Linked DNA regions of Homo sapiens: region 1 is linked to region 2. The links are chromatin contacts, found by Hi-C or POLR2A ChIA-PET in ENCODE. All regions are on one chromosome and are shown on one strand. The core of a region is the stretch at or near the end of the contact, and the rest is flanking DNA. Distances in the headings are between cores, read along the strand shown.

Region 1 (5,166 bases), core at 1,373-3,872, 330 kb after region 2:
TTAAGCATACAGATGCCTGGGCCTCACCCCACCCTCCTAAATCTGAAACTCTATAGACAGGACCTGGGCAGGTACAAGTGAAGAAGGCAAGTGCAGTGACTCTTTCATGCCCCAAAGGCTGAGAACCACCAGCCTACCCATGGTTTACCTCCAGTGCTGCTGGCATGGGAAGAGTCTTTGAATCCCCCTTAAAGACTCTTCCCATGCCAGCAGAGCTAAAAGAACTTCTAGAAGTTAACAACTCCATTTCTTTTTACAGGGAAGAATTCGTTTCAGTTCAGACAGTAGGCTATTTATCTTATTTGTCCTTAAAGAATTTCACATCTCAGAACTTAGATACTTCTTTCTTGAAAGAAAAGACACGTTTCCAAAGCAGGTTGTCATTTAGCGAACTGGAAGAGAAATGTCCCTGACTGTGGGAGCTGACCCCTCAGAACACAAGCAGTGTTAGATTTAAGACACCCTGGGTAGAGAGAGTCCTTTACAGAACTACATCTTAGGAAACTCATGCTTAACCACTTTGCATCTTTACTATCTCTAGTTCCTCCAGTCTTGACAACAGATACAACTCAGGATGTGTTCTGGGTAATAGTTTTTTAATAGATACCAGAGAGTGAGAGCCTACGACATTTTCCCCATAATCCTGGTAGATAATACGTGTGCATGTGTGAGTATATTTGATGAGAGCACCTATGGCTATGCATAGCTGGAAGATTGTTGAGGAAGGGGTAGTAAAATCTGCAAAGAGAACCAGGGATCCTCTTGAAAATAAAGAGGATCCTTTACCCTGGCCTGGCTACCAGGAGCCTTGGGGAAGCAGTTATGTAGGAGCTTTCTTGGATGAGGGAGCAACTGACAGGAGGAATCAACTTCCCCTGAGTTTGAAGAACCCAGTGGGTCAGGGATCTGCAGTTACCCTGTAGTCAGTCCAACCACATTACTCCAGACATGGGCTCTAGTGGGCTCCAGCTTATGGAGCAGCAGTCCAGTCAGAGGCAGTCAGATCCAGTGGTGGTTGCACTGTACTTCAGTTGCCATTGGTCTGCAGCAATGAGACTCACTGCTTGTGTTCTCAGGGGTCAGCTCCAACAATCGGGAACATTTCTCTTCCAGTTCCCTGAATGACGACCTGCTTTGGAAACTTACATTTTCTTTCAAGAAGTATCTTGGTTCTGAGATGTGAGATTCAGCTGGTAGGACTGAGCCTCTGACTTCTTGTACACATCAAGGGAGGGAAGCCCAAGGGCTTTACTTTTACTTATTGGGCTACATGGAGCCTACAGAGAAAGACTTACTAATAGGCCAGATCCATACTCAGCTTGAAATGCTGACACCAACTCCATGAAAGATGTGCTGCTGCTATTAGCACTGCACTGGTTAAAACAAAAAAAAAATCTGTGGTCCAGAGAGGTCAAGCAGCCCATCCTGGCCAACACACTGGTGAACCCGAGCCTGACACCAAAGTTTCACTCTTCCACCACATCTCTTGCCACCACTAACATGGGGCCAGCAGCTGACAACTCAAAGGGAACCAAGAATGAGAAGTTTTTGACCTAACTGACTGTCTAAATTGACAGACGCTTTGTCTTGCATGGAGGGGGCCAATAAATGCCCAAAGAGACAACACAAGTCATCAGGGATGCAGGAGCTCTCAACACTGGCAGTGGACGTCAGCTTCTGCAGACCCAGTCCTCATTCCCACCACCCTGCCATGGCACTTCAAATATGCATCATACAACTCTTGACGCTAGCTCTCCAGGGATGTGTTACCAGGAGAAGAAGCACTCACTGCCATAGCAGGGCAGGCAAATTTGTGTATTGCGTTATTGACTACAGATCAAAACCTGAAGATAGTGGGAAAGAAAAACACAGTAGCTTAATATGATGAAGGGAACTTTAAAAACCTAGTGAGCTCATGCTTAGGCAAGCGGCCCAAGGTGACCAGGCAGTCACAGTAGCTCAGGGACATAGAGGCGACACCACAAGATCTGATCCTATCTGTTCTGGAAGTCAGATGACCACACCACGAGTCACCACAACTTGTATTGCACCCTGCACCACTCAGAAACTTTTGGGCCACTCAATAAATGAAAGACTAGTCGTTTCCATCAGACAATTAGCAGAACTCTGTTTTACTTCCCCCATGCTGAATTGATGATTCTTTGACTAGACCAACCCTATACACGATTGTTCTGGAGTCCTGTGGATAGGGCTTAATAGTTCGTCAGCATCTGTTAACTGGGCAGTGATTGGATGCAAGCTTTCTATCAACAACACTTCTGACCGTGATGCCCTGAGGCTGTTAGAAGTTCTGGACATTTAATCAGCATTAGCAAGGCCACCTATGTCAGCGGTGGCAGAAGCTGCCTGCTATTGGACCTGCCTCTGATTATGACTCAGTGGCTCTCCACCAGGGCTGCACGCTGGAGCCACCTGAGAGTGGATATGAAAATATTGTTTCAGGGTCCCACCCACAGACACACTGATGTAATCGGCTTGGGGAGCAAACTGCCATCAGAAGTTTTAAAATCTCTCTCAATGGATTGAATAGGTAGTGAAGGCTGAGAACCACTGGTTTCTGTTGAAACCTCAGTTCCTGGCTGAAGAGACACTTGCGGCGAGCTTGTCTGTATCATTAGTCACTTCTGGGGTCCAGGGGTGAGACTGGGAGTGGAGGAAGCAATGCAAATGGGTGGAATGCCTTGATCTAACCTACACAGCACATCCTGTGTTTGTCTTTTCAAATTGCTTTCTGTTTTGCTTTTACTTCCTTGCTCTATTTCTTTCAATAAACCACACTCACTGCCATTACCTCTAGCCTGTTGTCCTCCTCTTAGGATCAAAGTCCAAGCTACATATTATCTCATTTACTCTCAAAATATCCCTGCAAGTGAGGAAGGAGCCAGGCCTTTGTTCCCCAAGGCAAATCAGGGACGTGCAGGTCCAGAAAGGTTCAGTCTGCCATGGGACTCATAATATTCAAGTCAGTGTGTTTACAGCAATTTTCAATTTACAAAGTGTTTTCACCTATGTTCTCCCATGGAATCCTCACAGCAAATCTACAATGACAGTATTTTCATAACCAGAATGACCACACATCCTTATTTGCTCCCAAACTATCCTGGGTTATACCTGTGGTTCCAGCCTAATTATTGATATCATTCCCTTTCACTCTCAAAAGTGTCTAGATTTGGACAATAAATTATATGGTCTCCTTATTTATAACCATGCTCTTGTTTTAAGAGGGCCAGTGAGGCTCCTGAAAGTTAAATAATTTGTTCAGGATCATTTAGCTAATTAGAGGCAGAGGCAAGACTTGAACTCAGGTACTGCATCTCCAAATCCCTGCGCCATCCACAGGTATTATGGGACATTAGAATCAGAGTTGACATGATCTAACATTTCTTATTGTAGAAACTAAAAATGTGGGGAAATAATCTCTTAAAAGTCACTGTCAGAATGTTCCCCGAAAGGGAAAGACTCGGAGTACATAGCAGAAATGGGTTAGTCTCCTTGGAAGCATTCTATGAACACATTAGAATGGATTAATAACATAAATAAATGTCACCATGATGGCACTTGAAAGCCTAACTTGGCAAAATAAGGTATCAGGCCTGACATATAGGTATTTGGAAAAGAGCAAGAAATTCAAAGTCTAAACTGCTAGATTTGAGGACTGGATCTGAATGCTATCTGCCATCTACCTTTGGGCATTTTACCTACTTTCTGTGAGCACATGTATTGTTCAACAGAACAGGAGGAATTATCATTCTTAGTTCCCTGGGCTGTTACAAGAAGAGCAAACTGCAGCTCATCAAGTGCTCTGACAGCGAGTCTCATAAGGTACCTGTGAATCCAGTTTATTTGTTTTCTTTATCTTTCACATAAGTGAATCAAGCCTTATAAAGTTGCTGATGATCAAATGAGATAAGGTATTTGAACATACTTATTATGTCCTAATATGCTGCAATCTTTCCTTCTTCTTATCATTATCATTATCAGCAGTAGTAGTAACAGATAATGACTATCAATTGACGTGGGAGACAATTACAATTACATGTCATTGTGAAACTCATTAGGTGACTGTGATTTAGAGTGGTACACCCAGTGGAAACAAGAGGTTGGGAGGTCCTTCCAAGGGGGTGTTGAAAATGACCAAGTCATGACTATAACTGGGTGGGACCCATCCTTCTTGGAAGTCTTCATAGAAACCAACCCACCCTGCCCTGCAGAAAGAGCTTCAGTTACCTGACACCATCAACAAGAAGGCCTTTCTTTTTATGGGGAATCATGTACCTCAGAGAAACTCCAAACTTTGGAAAAGTGTGATTCTGTCAACAAGGATATTGCTTCCCTCAAATGACACAGTTCAAGTAAGGCCTGGGCAGCATCTTTATTTCACAATATTTCTAGCCTTTACTTGTCCCATTTACTTGTAAATGAGAACTGCTAACCTGAAGCTCAAAAAGATGGGGTTGAGGGAGGAGTCAAAACAACTTTCATACCTGATGTTTTGATCTCCCCATCAATCTGGTTTTTGAGCTAGCCATGAAGGCCTGCCTGGCTCTCATTGATTTCCTTTAGGGAAAAAACAAATGACAACACAGTCATTTTAGAATTATTTGGGGAACGCTGCAAATTGTGCAGTAAGGTTTTTATATAAATGGAGAGACTCTCCAACACTGCCAACAAGAAAATTCCAAAGGTGCAGGTAGAATCGGTCTCCACACCTAGGAGTGGGGCAAAGGGCTCCTTTGGTTCTAAAGAACCTATTTGTGTTTCAAATATCTTTCAGAAACTTGACACCTTGAAACTACCACTCTCAAGGAATCTGAGTAAGTCCTAGAATCGCTTTCTTCAAGGAGAGCAGCAAGACTCATCGCTTTGTTAAAGCTCTCCCTATTCACCCCTAGGGCCCAGGCCTGGATGCTGGGGTTCAGAACACCCCCTTGCTGCCCTAAGGTCCAACACTACCCAGCATCAGACGAGAAATGACCTCCTTTATTACCTGGGTCTGCCAAAGGACCTGGAAATCCAGCCTGGGGTGGGGGTGGGGGGAGTCCCAGAAACCAAAGGAGCACACAGGGGCCACAGTGGGAAGAGAACAGGCTGAAGAAAGCAAGTGTCACTAAATGTCAGGTGTAAGCTTGAAAAATAAACACAAAG
Region 2 (5,026 bases), core at 2,240-4,739:
CATCGGCTCCCGAGGCTTCTGCATTCTTCACGTAGTTCTCGAGCCTTGGTTTTCAGCTCCATCAGCTCCTTTAAGCACTTCTCTGTATTGGTTATTCTAGTTATACATTCTTCTAAATTTTTTTCAAAGTTTTCAACTTCTTTGCCTTTGGTTTGAATGTCCTCCCGTAGCTCAGAGTAATTTGATCGTCTGAAGCCTTCTTCTCTCAGCTCGTCAAAATCATTCTCCATCCAGCTTTGTTCCGTTGCTGGTGAGGAACTGCGTTCCTTTGGAGGAGGAGAGACACTCTGCGTTTTAGAGTTTCCAGTTTTTCTGTTCTGTTTTTTCCCCATCTTTGTGGTTTTATCTACTTTTGGTCTTTGATGATGGTGATGTACAGATGAGTTTTCGGTGTGGATGTCCTTTCTGTTTGTTAGTTTTCCTTCTAACAGACAGCACCCTCAGCTGCAGGTCTGTTGGAGTACCCTGCCATGTGAGGTGTCAGTGTGCCCCTGCTGGGGGGTGCCTCCCAGTTAGGCTGCTCGGGGGTCAGGGGTCAGGGACCCACTTGAGGAGGCAGTCTGCCGGTTCTCAGATCTCCAGCTGTGTGCTGGGAGAACCACTGCTCTCTTCAAAGCTGTCAGACAGGGACATTTAAGTCTGCAGAGGTTACTGCTGTCTTTTTGTTTGTCTGTGACCTGCCCCCAGAGGTGGGGCCTACAGTGGCAGGCAGGCCTCCTTGAGCTGTGGTGGGCTCCACCCAGTTCGAACTTCCCGGCTGCTTTGTTTACCTAAGCAAGCCTGGGCAATGGCGGGCGCCCCTCCCCCAGCCTAGCTGCCGCCTTGCAGTTTGATCTCAGACTGCTGTGCTAGCAATCAGTGAGACTCCGTGGGCGTAGGACCCTCCGAGCCAGGTGTGGGATATAGTCTCCTGGTGCGCCGTTTTTTAAGCCGGTCTGAAAAGCGCAATATTCGGGTGGGAGTGACCCGATTTTCCAGGTGCGTCCGTCACCCCTTTCTTTGACTCGGAAAGGGAACTCCCTGGCCCCTTGCGCTTCCCAGGTGAGGCAATGCCTCGCCCTGCTTCGGCTCGCGCACGGTGCGCACACCCACTGGCCTGCACTCACTGTCTGGCACTCCCTAGTGAGATGCACCCGGTACCTCAGATGGAAATGCAGAAATCACCCGTCTTCTACAGCTCACCCTGGGAGCTGTAGACCGGAGCTGTTCCTATTCGGCCACCTTGGCTCCTCCCCTTGCTACCAAATTATTACTAAGCCTCCTACAAAGCAAGGTCTCCACTACTCCTTTGCTCAAGCATGGTGACTCTAACCTTTGCATTCATGGATGTGGCTGGCAGGATGCCCCGTGGGCTCAAACCATTTCCATAAAGTACACGTGCAAAGCCCCTGCTGAGAGACACCAGGAACATCTTTCAAGGCTCTCAGCTCCAGCTTCTTCTTTCAAAATGCACAAGGTACAGTTTCTGCTGCCCACGTGGTCACTGGAGGGTGTTAATTCTCCGACCCAGCCATTCCTTCCAGAGCAGGCACGGTATCCTGTCCACCCTGTCCCTATAATGCCCAACACCATCTAGGCGTGTAGCTGGTACCCAATACTTGCTGATGGAGGGAGCAGTCCCTGGGCCCACGCTGGCAGCGGTGAGCTCCGTCTCTTACTTCCTGAGGGATGCCTGGGCTGCCTGGATGGAGATGAAGACCTGTCTGCTGGCCAGTCTGGCAGTGGCCCGGGAGGGAAGGTCATGATGACCTGTCTCCTCTACAGCTTCCAGGCCTCGCCTTTGCTTGTTTTCTGGGAGCCTCGGTGTCTGCCCACAATGGCATGGCTCCTTCAAGCTGCCCAGATTCTTGGCCTGGTGTGTGGGCCGCACGGCTTGTTTCCATGGTGAGCATGGCAGGGGTGGCTGGCACCCCCAGGCTGACAAGCATTCCTCCCAGGTCTCTCTGAGCAGAGCTTGTGCCAGCCACTCTGTTCCCAAAGGGGGTTTTCTGATGTGGGGGGTGGTCACCTCAAAATTGGCTGTGCTTTGAGCTAGAGTGAACAAATAGAAGACATTTGTATCCATTCCTTTCTCTGACATCCTCATTTGGTCCTAAATGGGTTTGGGATGCCTACAGGAAATATCGCTTTTGGGAGGGAGCTTGGACATCATCTGGCCTGACCCCCTTCACCCTGCAAATGGATCTCGGAAGGTCACAAAGGGCAAGAGACGGGCTCAGGGCACAGAACAGATGCAGCACTGAGCTGGGAGGAATCCTCATGTCTCCTGAAGCCTGTGTTCTTTCTGCTATAGCGCGTCTTGGCTCTCTGGAGTGAGTTACCCAGTGTTACTTCTACCCTAGGAAGGTGAGGTGTGGCGCGTTGGGACTGCCTGGAGCTGTCAGGCCACACGCTCATGCACATGCATGTATGCACAGTGGGAGTGGATACAAAATTTAAAATAAAAAACAATTTTAGTTTGTCTAAACCACGGGTTGGGGTGAGGGGTGGTGAGCAAACCACGACCAGTGACTTACTCTTGTACAGCTTGTGAACTGAGAATGACTTTTACTTTTTTTTTTTGAGATGGAGTCTCGCTCTGTCGTCCAGGCTGGAGTACAGTGGCGCAATCTTGGCTCACTGCAAGCTCCACCTCCCAGGTTCACGCCATTCTCCTGCCTCAGCCTCCCAAGTAGCTGGGATTACAGGCACCCGCCACCACGCCCAGCTAATTTTTTTTTTTTTGTATTTTTAGTGGAGATGGGGTTTCACTGTGTTAGCCAGAATGGTCTCGATCTCCTGACCTCGTAATCTGCCTGCCTCAGCCTCCCAAAGTGCTGGGATTACAGGCGTGAGCCACCGTGCCCAGCCTACATTTTTAAGTCGTAGTGAAAAAATAAGATGTGACAGTGACTGTATGTAACCTCAAAGCTGGAAATACTTAACCATGTGACCCTTTCCAGAAAAAGTTTGCCAATCCCTGACTTGATGACCTGTCTGATTGTTCACCCAGTAATGGTTGGCAGTCTTCCTAGGACATTCAAGACTCCCTCTTTATAGGTAGATCTGGTTGGCTTCATAGGCTCAGACTCTGAAATGCAGAATTGGCAGCTTTCTTCCTTCGTCTGTCAGATGCCTATGGCTTTTCTAAGTTTCTTGCTGTTGCTGAATTTTTCTCTCCTCAGGATAAATCAAGCAGTGGAATCCTTTGTCAGGTGAATTAGGGAGCCGAGGCTGGTGATGGACATTTACTGCTGGTACCCACGGTAGGGCAGGGAGGCAGGGACACTGTTGCCTGAGGTGTCCTGCAAATAAATGACTCGGCTGGGGCTAACCAGAGTTGAAGGCTGAGAACAGACAGCTGCCAAGAGTGTGACAGGGAAAATGTCTTTCCCGTCAAAGAAAAACATAAAGATGCTTGCAATCTGAGTATTTCTGTTTCCTCCCCTCCACGACAGGCTTCTCAACTAGTTCCTGTCTAGCCAGGCTGCTCATTTCTTTATAGTCACTGAACCAGAATAACCACAGATCAAGCCGGAAGCACATGATAACCCGCTGAACTCCGCACAGCCCTGGCTGGGCTTCTCTGAGTGAACAAACGCTGCCCTGGTCTCCGCAGCTGTGAAATATCCAGTGAGCATCCAGCTGCGGGTTAGTTACTTCCACAGTCAGAGAAGGAAAGAAGAAAATAAGAGTGACAGATGCACAGAACCACGGACATTCGAGACTGTCATAGCTGTTCACAGTTGTTGAAGATTTACAGGCAAGCCGTTTGGAGTTTAAATGTGAGATGACACCAGGGGCCTCTAATGTACAGTGGAGCTTTAAGCATGATATGGGGGCAGAAAATGGTCTGGGAACCCCCTTCTCTGAGATCTTAGAAGTTCTGTTCTATTGACTCCAGGCAGGGCTGCAGCCACGGTGCACTTCATGGACTCATAAATATAACATTATTGGACAAAAAAACCCCAATCCTTCTCTGACTGATTAGGCCCAGATTGGTCAGCCCATAAATCAATGCTGAATAAGAACTATAAAGTTGTGAATCAATGTGTCCCAGATCTCCAAACTGGAATGAAAAAACAGGAATAAAATAGCTGGAGCTCTTCCAAGATCCTTCTTTTCATCCCCCTCCTCCCACCGCCCCATATGCTAGTATGCTAATTTTAAAAGGCTTCTCTTTTCCGCTCCTTGGCCTGGCTGTGGACAGCATTTCAGGGCAGGAAATTCGGTCTAGAAGTGTGGCTGAGGAAACAAGAGGCTGTTCTGTTGCATTTCTGTTCAGGACTGATCTGTAGCTCTGTCGTGTATCCTTGGTCATGTATCCTTGGCCAGGGTCTCCACCTGTGGCCGAGAAGTGATGGCATTTGTTGTCTGTGTCACAGATACAGGAAGGGAACAAGAGTGATCAGGTCATGTGTGGTCCATGAATGGTTTTTTAGGTCCAAGCAGTTTAAGGGCTCTGAGTCCCTGCATTGAAATATTAAATATAATAATGGATTCTCACCTGTAATCCTAGCACTTTGGGAGGCTGAGGCGGGTGGATCATGAGGTCAGGTGTTCAAGACCAGCCTGGTCAAGATGGTGAAACCCCATCTCTACTAAAAATACAAAAATTAGCCTGGCATGGTGGCAGACACCTGTAATCCCAGCTACTCGGGAGGTTGAAGCAGGAGAATTGCTTGAACCCAGGCAGCAGAGGTTTCAGTGAGCCGAGATCATGCCACTGCACTCCAGCCTGGGCGATAGAGTGAGACTTCGTCTCAAAAAAAAAAAAAAAAAAAAAAAAAAATGGAGTCTCCTCTTAGAACTGCACATGAGGTTTAGAAATGCCACCTGGTCATCCCTGTTGGACATGGTTACCCTCTTTGGATCTGGGAGCTGAGGGTATCTGCTGTGAATGTTGTCCACGTGTACTTGGAGGGCATTCCCTGTCCTTATTCCTCTGGAGTTCCAAAGCAAAGTTTGTTTTCTGAATCCCCCTTCTCTACCACTCTCCTCTCCAAAACACACCCTCAGGGTACTCTTTCCCCTCCTTTTGACAGCT

What was found. Hi-C counts contacts between places; a loop is a spot of excess contacts on that map. ChIA-PET counts read pairs that join two places held with the same protein, here RNA polymerase II (POLR2A). Pooled maps may share reads with other maps.
Region 1: a map with no recorded cell type shows a loop between it and region 2 (3-fold over the local background). The contact joins two enhancer-like sites. A Hi-C loop is called at or near these places in 10 of 37 single-sample maps with no recorded cell type and 9 of 50 pooled maps. POLR2A ChIA-PET finds 5 or more read pairs at or near these places in 2 of 52 experiments (OCI-LY7 and SK-N-SH).

Annotation. Positions count from the first base shown.
Region 1 is chr6:46,008,994-46,014,159 of GRCh38, forward strand. The region is part of intron 1 of CLIC5 (chloride intracellular channel 5); the gene reads right to left. Among named protein-coding and RNA genes, the nearest start is that of CLIC5, 4.3 kb to the right of the region's middle. RefSeq lists an enhancer at 2,502-2,551. Within about 2 kb of position 2,623, at least 12 of the 41 ENCODE cell types and tissues checked have a DNase peak (open chromatin) inside an H3K27ac peak, as active enhancers do.
Region 2 is chr6:45,674,167-45,679,192 of GRCh38, forward strand. No RefSeq gene overlaps it. Among named protein-coding and RNA genes, the nearest start is that of RUNX2-AS1, 100 kb to the left of the region's middle. RefSeq lists enhancers at 3,596-3,655, 3,666-3,785. Within about 2 kb of position 3,490, at least 10 of the 41 ENCODE cell types and tissues checked have a DNase peak (open chromatin) inside an H3K27ac peak, as active enhancers do.